3 separate regions of the Homo sapiens genome follow, and all the other regions are linked to region 1. Evidence: chromatin loops called from intact Hi-C (ENCODE). Cell type or tissue: mammary epithelial cell. All regions are shown on one strand.

Region 1 (2,500 bases):
AAAGGAAACATTTTGATCAAGAGGCAAATAAATTATGAGTAGATTTATCAAGAGCTTAACAGCTTGCTGCACTTTAGTATTTATTGAGGCTTTTTCTGCTTGGGCCAAATGAAGGATGACTCAGAATTCCAGAGTTGAGTCACTTCAGCAAAGTACTTTCACCATTAGAATGATGTTTACTCGTGAAAGATAAAATGACGCTGGGGCTGTGTCTTCAAAAATCTTACATGCTAAGAAGAGGAGAGAGAAAGAAATAGATGTAACCTGTATTTTAAAAAGCAATTAAGCTCTTGTTCTATCTATCCATTTATCTATCTATCTAGTATCACTCTGTTGCCCTGGCTGGAGTGCAATGACATGGTCACTGCAGCCTCAAACTCCTGGGCTCAAGCAATCCTCCCACCTCAGCCTCCTGAGTAGCTAGGACTACAGGCATGAGCCACCATGTATGGCTACTCTTTCTTTCTTTCTTTTTTTTTTTTTCATTTTTGTAGCAGCAGGATCTCACTATGTTGCTCAGTGGTATTGAATTCCTGGCCTCAAGCGATTCTCCTGCCTCAGCCTCCTAAAGCACTGGGATTACAGGCGTGAGCCACTGCACCCAACCTCAACTTCTATTTTAGTTCTGTCTCTTTAAATATTCCATTCACTAATCCAGCTGACTCAGAGCAGTCCTATAAACTATCTGGTGTGATATGAAAATTAAAAAACAGAAAAAAGGAGAAGGGACATTTTACTCCATCCCGAGAGACAAGGGAAAAAAAGGCAGACTGGAGGAATATAAACTTGGCATTTAAATTACCTGTAATGAAGACATTCTGATTTGGACTCACCCTTATAATTCCTTTTGATGAGTCAGTTTAATGAAATCAGACTTTTGTACTGAGAACTCATTTGTACATGTTAGCAGAGAGTAACATGTTAGCAGAGGGTGACACAGATTTTTCTTCTATATTTGATAGAGGAAATGAACAGGTACAATTAAACTTTTGATTAATTCTAAACATTTCAGAAGGATTATTCTGCTAGCTGGGAACAAACTACAATTTTTGATGCTAGTTCAGGCAGTGTGAAGTATGAACATATTGTTTAGACGTGAAGCGCTGACAAGAGAAACATGTGGCTTACTACAAAGGCTACCTTAAGTTTTCATGTGTGCCTAAATAATAAAGTTTCCCCTGTTTTAATGAACAGATTCTATTTTTGCAACTTTAGACTCTAATCTTGATCTTTGTCCAACCCTGCCTCTGCAGAGCACAGGACGCGAGGCCAACCGTGCTGTACTGCCATCTGCTGGGAAGTTAGCCCTCAAGAGCTGAAAGGAGGAGGGCAAAGGTGATCTGGCTCACACCTGCGTAACTGCCCCCGGTATGATAAATGTGTTACTCAAAAATTCTTTTTTTTTTTTTTTTGAGCCAGAGTCTTGCTCTGTTGCCCAGGATGGAGTGCGGTGGCGTGATCTTGGCTCACTGCAACCTCTGCCTCCTGGGTTCAAGCGATTCTCCTGTCTCAGCCTCCCAAGTAGCTGGGATTACAGGTGTGTGCCACCATGCCCAGCTAATTTTTGTATTTTTAGTAGAGATGGGGTTTCACCATGTTGGCCAGGCTGGTCTTGAACTCATGGCCTCAAGTGATCTGCCTGCCTTTGCCCCCCAAAGTGTTGGGATTACTGGCTTGAACCACCATGCCCAGCAGTTACTCAAAATAGAGCTAAATGTAACCAAAACCTCAACAGCCTAGTGTAAGAGCAGAAATTGAGAGGAGGGACTAAAGGGATGCTCTTCCACTTCTGTGAATAGCATGTTCACCCAGTAACTTCCAGGGCTAATGTTTCAGGCCAAAAGAAAAGGCCCCTTCCATGGAGGGGAGTAAAAGAGCACACAGATCCTGGGATACAGAGAGTAAAAACAGGCAATATGTTCATTACTTAGCTCCATCTCCCAGGGCTCTGGATATGACTGAGTTCATGGCAGTCATTTTCCTTTTCAGGATACTCAGTCCAAAATAACCTAGCAACAAGTCCTACTGAGGTCTCAGGGTTCTAAATGGGTTATTATAACTCCTCAAAAGTCATGCTGCCAAAGGGCTAGGGGTGGTGGCTCATGCCTGTAATCCCAGCACTTGGGGAGGCCGAGGAGGGCAGATCACTTGAGGTCAGGTGTTCAAGACCAGCCTGGACAACATGGCGAAACCCCGTCTCTACTAAAAATATCAAAAATTAGCCAGGTGTGGTGGCGCACACCTGTAATCTCAGCTACTCGGGAGGCTGAGGCAGGAGAATCGCTTAGAACCGGGAGGCGGAGATTGCAGTGAACTGAGATCACGCCACCGCACTCCAGCCTGGGCGACAGGGTGAGGCGGTCTCAAAAACAAAACAAAAAAAAGAAGTCATGCTGCCAAAATTAACAATAAATAGCTGACATTCCTCTGGGTTAGCTAACTGAACTGTGAGGGCTACTCACACTGCCAGGTGCTGTTCTAAGGGCTCTGCATGTACTGA
Region 2 (2,500 bases), 190 kb before region 1:
ACTTTTGGAGTCTTTTTCAAAGCGTGGGTAACCTCCAGGTGCCTCCTAGGATGTGTGGTATGTGGCTGTGTGGCAAACGCGGCCTGGGAACAAGTGTTACTCTGTGAGGAGCAGTTCAGTGGGAGAAGGCCATTTCCCTGCAGGAGTCATACAGAAAGCTACGCTGAAAGTCAAATGAGGGAGCTGGCCTTGGTCCACATACTCAGCGAGCATGCAGGAGAGGTGTTCGCAGGCGCACTGAGTGGCTGGCTTTGGTGTTAGAGTGAGTGACATCGCGATCTGACTGAGGTGCTCCCTCACTCCTGCCACAGGAAAATCCATGAATAACGTTGAGAAGCCCCTGGAGTTTCGAGAGGCTACTAGAAGCCATGGTCCTTGGAACAACGTGGCCACTGTGAGCCGAAGGAAACCGGGTGACTCGGGGTACCGGCTACAGAGGGCTCTCCCCTCTTCAGGAATTCCCAGGCAGGGCTGTTGAGCCTCGGGATGCAGTGTCCTTGAGTCTCGAGGTGTCGAGGAGAGGCTGGAGGAGGACGTGGGTTCTGCGTTCCTGGTTGGTGCGCTGTCACCCCTCTTCACGGAATCCACCCAGACTGGTCCTCAGCCTTGTGGTAGCACAAATGAATGCAGTAAAAATGCTTGTTGGCCTCAACTGTGACTTGTACCAGCGTTCACAGAATACTGCACTGAACCTCAAATCTTGTTATTATAAAATTCTAAGAATGTCAGAAATCAGAAGAGTTTTAGAAATCAAGTGTTTATTCCACTAAAGGACCTTTTTTTGATTTAAAAAAGTTCTCAGCCGGGTGCAGTGGCTCACACCTATCATCCTAGCACTTGGGGAGGTGGAGGCAGGAAGATTGCTTAGTCTAGGAGTTCAAGACCAGCCTGGGCAATGTAGTGAGACCCCCATGTCTACAATCAATCAGTCAACACAAAAATACATAAATAAATAAGGTTCTCATATTGGCTGGGCACGGTGGCTCACACCTGTAACCCCAGCACTTTGAGAGGTTGAGGCAGAGGGGTTGCTTGAGGTTAGGAGTTTGAGATCATCCTGGGCAATGTAGTGAGACCCCATCTCTACAAAAAAAAAAAAAAAAAAAAATTAACCAGGCACATGGATGTGCACCTGTAGTTCCAGCTACTCAGGAGGCTGAGGCGACAGGATCGCTTGAACCCAGGAGTTCAAGACTTAAATGAGCTATGCTCAACACTGCACTCTAGCCTGGAGTTTCTTAAAAAAGAAAACTTAAAAAAAAGAGAACTTAAAAAGCATAACTGTTCTCATATTTACTTAGACATTCACTTATTCCTAGGAGTTATATTAGCATGATGTAGAAGAAGAGACATTAGTTTGAGAGCCTGGGAACCTGAGTTCTTAGCCTGACTCCAACTGGGTATGTAGCATTGTAAATTGACTTAGTGTCTCTGGGGCCTCAGTTTTCCCATCTATAAAATGGGAAGACCAATTGGCTGATCGCTGAAGCCTTCTCTGGTCTGTGAAATGGTAACACCAATAATGATGCTGAAGTATTTTGGGAACTGTGGGGGTGGAAGGCTATTAGCCCAACTTGCTTTTAAGCTTAGCAGAAGAACAAATGGCTCCAAGGAATCTATTAAACCTTTTGCATAATTAAGTATATCCTGTAATCAGTGCTAACAAGAAAGAGCTAATCTTTCATTAAATTAGTTTTTAATTTAATTCTATGCTAATTTAATTTTGCATCACTTAAAATGTATGTTTTTAAATGGATGTTTACACGCTGTTGCAGGCGGCTGTGAAATTAATTCATTCTTCGCTTAACCTGCCAACCTGAGCGCCCGGTATTCCAGTTCCTTGGCAATTGTTGCCAACGCCACAATTCTCTTAAAGCATTTCTTAGATTCCCTGGTGATTTGGTTGAATGCTTAAAAAAAAAAAAAAAAAAAAAAAAAAAAAAAAAAAGGCAACACAACAAACAGCTTGCTTAATGAAGGGCTAGATTAGTAAGGTGTATGTGCAGTTAGAATTGGGTGCTGATATGGAAATAAAACATCTTGTTAAGTTACCCTGTTAAAAGTCCTACTTTCCTCTAGCACATCGTGGTTTGTTAGTGGATTTCCTGTATCTACCTGTAACTCCAAGAACTGAGCATGCGTCATGAGAGGACTTGGACTGAGAAGTTTTGCACCTGCCTAGTGGTTACCTGGTGTCCAAAAATAAGGAGTTAAGCCGTCTCTACTAGTTGTCAAGAAAAACCTCTATTTGTTTGCAGCAAACGTGGCTGCCATCGGCACCTGCCCTGGTTTTCCAGACTGGGTGGATGGATGCTGGTGGCCGCAGCTGTTAAAGTGATCACAGCCTCAGCTCCTTCCTTTGCTGGTACAGACAGCCACCTGTGGCCCTTTTGTGGCTTTCCACTTCCAGAAGAAGGCTGAGGAATCTGGGGCCCCTCTTTCTGCAGAGAGCAACTCAGGCCATCCTTCGTCTGTGCTGGCGTCAGTCCCAGCTTCCTGC
Region 3 (2,500 bases), 97 kb before region 1:
GCCTGAGGATAACATAGGGCAGTAGCTGAAAAATAAAACTTAAACCTGGCCACCAGGTTTCTGGAAGAGTGTTGACCATGCCCCCCCGTCTCCTCTTCTGGAGCTCCCTCACCTATCTCCAGCTTCCAGGGTCCCTGAGTCCCACCCCCAATTTTTCCATGCCCTGCGTGGAGGACTCCCACCCACGCCTCTCCCCACCCCCAGGTAGGGAAGGCAGCTTTTAATAGAGGTACATGAACCACTTAAAAACCTCAGCCTAACACAAAAGCCCACACATTGCACAATCCCGTGCATATGAAATCTCCAGAACAGGCCAATCCATAGAGACAGAAAGTGGATTTGTGGCTGCCTAGGTCAGTGGAGGGGAGGAGGGTGGGATGACAATGGGTATGGGGGTTCTTTTTGAGGTGAAGAAAATGTTCTACAATTAGATAGTGATAACGGTTGCAGAATTCTGTGAATACACTAAAAACTACTGAATTTAAAGTGTACTGAATTGTACACTTCAAATGGGTACATCTTAGGGCATGTGAATTATATTTCTATGAAGCTGTTATTTATTTATTTTACTTTTTTTTGAGACAAGATCTTGTTCTGTCACCCAGGATGGAGTGCAGTGGCACAAACAGAGCTCACTGCAGCCTTGACCTCCTGGACTTGACTGATCCTCCCACCTCAGCCTCCCAAATAGCTGGGACCACAGGCGTGCACAACCACGCCCAACTAATTTTTTTATTTTTATTTTTAGTAGAAACGGAGTTTCACCAGGTTACCCAGACGCCTTGAACTCCTGAGCTCAAGCAATCTGCCTGCCGTGGCCTCCCCAAATGCTGAGATTACAGGAGTGAGCCACCATGCCTGGCCAAAGCTGTTATTTTTTAAAAATCTCTGTGTGTCTAAGAAGACACAGGGCCTCCCTGAGAACAGGGAGCGTGTGTTTGCTTTAAGTCTACAATCACAAAGAAAGTCACCAGAGTTGTTTCTGCCAGAACCAGAGAGATTTTGCCTCGAGGACAACTCAGTGCAATGGGCCTGCAGCCTCCAGCAACAGGAGTGGCTGCTTTGGCCAGGTGGCAGAACAGCCCTCCTAGACAAAGCAGAGACGTCTGTAACAAAGACCAGCACCCAGTGGGCATCCAATCTGTATCTGATGAAAGAAGGAATGAGGAAATAAATGAACGGCTGATTGTAATCACTTTCCAGGATAGTGAGAATGCCTGGGACAGAACCCTGGTTCCATCTCCCACTTAGAGGAGCCCTTTTCATTAACAGCTCCACTTAACTTCTATTTGCCATGCAAATCAACTGGCCCAGGTGAGTGGTGCCTGCACTGACTCCTGAAATCCCAAGGGCCTCCGCGGCTCCCCGAGGCTCAATCAGGGCACGAAGACACATGTGCAGACACTTTGCCTTTGCTAATCCTGCGGGCCTTTCACAGAGAGCAGGAAATCAATGACTCAAATATTCCTTTTGCCTCAGGCAACTGCTTAAATGAGACTTTACCCTCTGCTGCCAAGGAAGTTGGGTGGCAGGGGAGTTCCTTCAGACTCCCCCCCAGTTGATCCTGGATAGAACTGGCCTAGGTTTATATGCCATTGTTTGTTTTACTAACGGTAAACCACTGCGAGTCCGGCCACTGAAAATCAGCTGACAGCAGGAGCAAAGATTCGCTCGGCTCACTGGGGAGCACGGAATGTCTGCCATCTCTGAGATGTTTCCAGAATAGAGGGAGCCTTGTGCAAGCCGCAGAATGGCTTGGCCTCCCCAGTGGTTTGCTGTTGGGTCCGAGGATCCGGAGCTGCCCTGCAGGCAGCCAACGCCTGGGCCAAGCACCAGTACCCTGGGGCCCCCAAGTGAGGGCTGTCTGTGGGGAGCTTGTCTCCTCTGGTTTGTCCACAACCCAGTGACCCCAGGGTAGGGGTGGGAGTGGGGGGCAATGCCCAGGAACAACTTGGCACATGGGGAGGTGAGAGGGAGGGCTGGTTTTGGAAGCCGCTTTAGAATCTTGGCTTAGAAATGCAGAATGCATGACCCTGGGGAAGTGTCCTGCCCTGTCAGGGGCTCGCAGGCCTCATCTGTGTGCTGGCCCCTTAAGGGTCATGAGTAGGTGACATACAGATAGGGGGCACCTGCACTGTGCATGGTGGGTGCTGTAAATCAAAAATAACATCCTAAGCCCTCCAACTGACTGAGGGGACCCCCGAGAAACCTGAGAAACTGAATTCCCAGCCATGGCTGGAAAAGAGGTCTGACACACCTTGTTATACCCCCTACCTTTTGGAATTCAGGTGTAACTGACCAGCATTCACATTAAAACAGAGATTGTAATGTTACCAGACAGGGGTCCTCATCCAGACTCCAAGAGGGTGTTCTTGGACATCACGCAAAAAATAATTCGGGGCAAGTGCATAAAGTGAAAGCAAGTTTAAGAAAGTAAAGGAAGGCCGGGCGTAGTGGCTCACACCTGTAACCCCAGTACTTTGGGAGGCCAACGTGGGAG

What was found. A loop is a pair of places that touch in the nucleus more often than their neighbours do. Peaks named below come from ENCODE experiments on the same cell type or tissue, not always from the same donor. Only the 100,000 strongest peaks of a DNase experiment are listed, where the experiment ranks them.
Region 2: it touches region 1 in a loop (6-fold over the local background); 2 of 110 quality-filtered maps call a loop at or near these places.
Region 3: it touches region 1 in a loop (2.2-fold over the local background); 4 of 110 quality-filtered maps call a loop at or near these places.

The regions. Positions count from the first base shown.
Region 1 is chr18:23,377,730-23,380,229 of GRCh38, forward strand. All of the region lies in intron 5 of SLC35D4 (solute carrier family 35 member D4), which reads right to left. Among named protein-coding and RNA genes, the nearest start is that of SLC35D4, 59 kb to the right of the region's middle. RefSeq lists an enhancer at 425-554. In mammary epithelial cell, a CTCF peak has its summit at 1,291 (motif pointing left); DNase peaks (open chromatin) are centred at 152, 852 and 1,292; H3K27ac peaks cover 1,295 bases.
Region 2 is chr18:23,189,994-23,192,493 of GRCh38, forward strand. The region is part of intron 2 of CABLES1 (Cdk5 and Abl enzyme substrate 1); the gene reads left to right. Among named protein-coding and RNA genes, the nearest start is that of CABLES1, 56 kb to the left of the region's middle. In mammary epithelial cell, no CTCF peak of the experiment used is centred here; no DNase peak of the experiment used is centred here.
Region 3 is chr18:23,280,763-23,283,262 of GRCh38, forward strand. It overlaps a transcript of SLC35D4 not described here. Among named protein-coding and RNA genes, the nearest start is that of CABLES1, 150 kb to the left of the region's middle. RefSeq lists an enhancer at 1,952-2,500. In mammary epithelial cell, no CTCF peak of the experiment used is centred here; a DNase peak (open chromatin) is centred at 1,469; H3K27ac peaks cover 860 bases.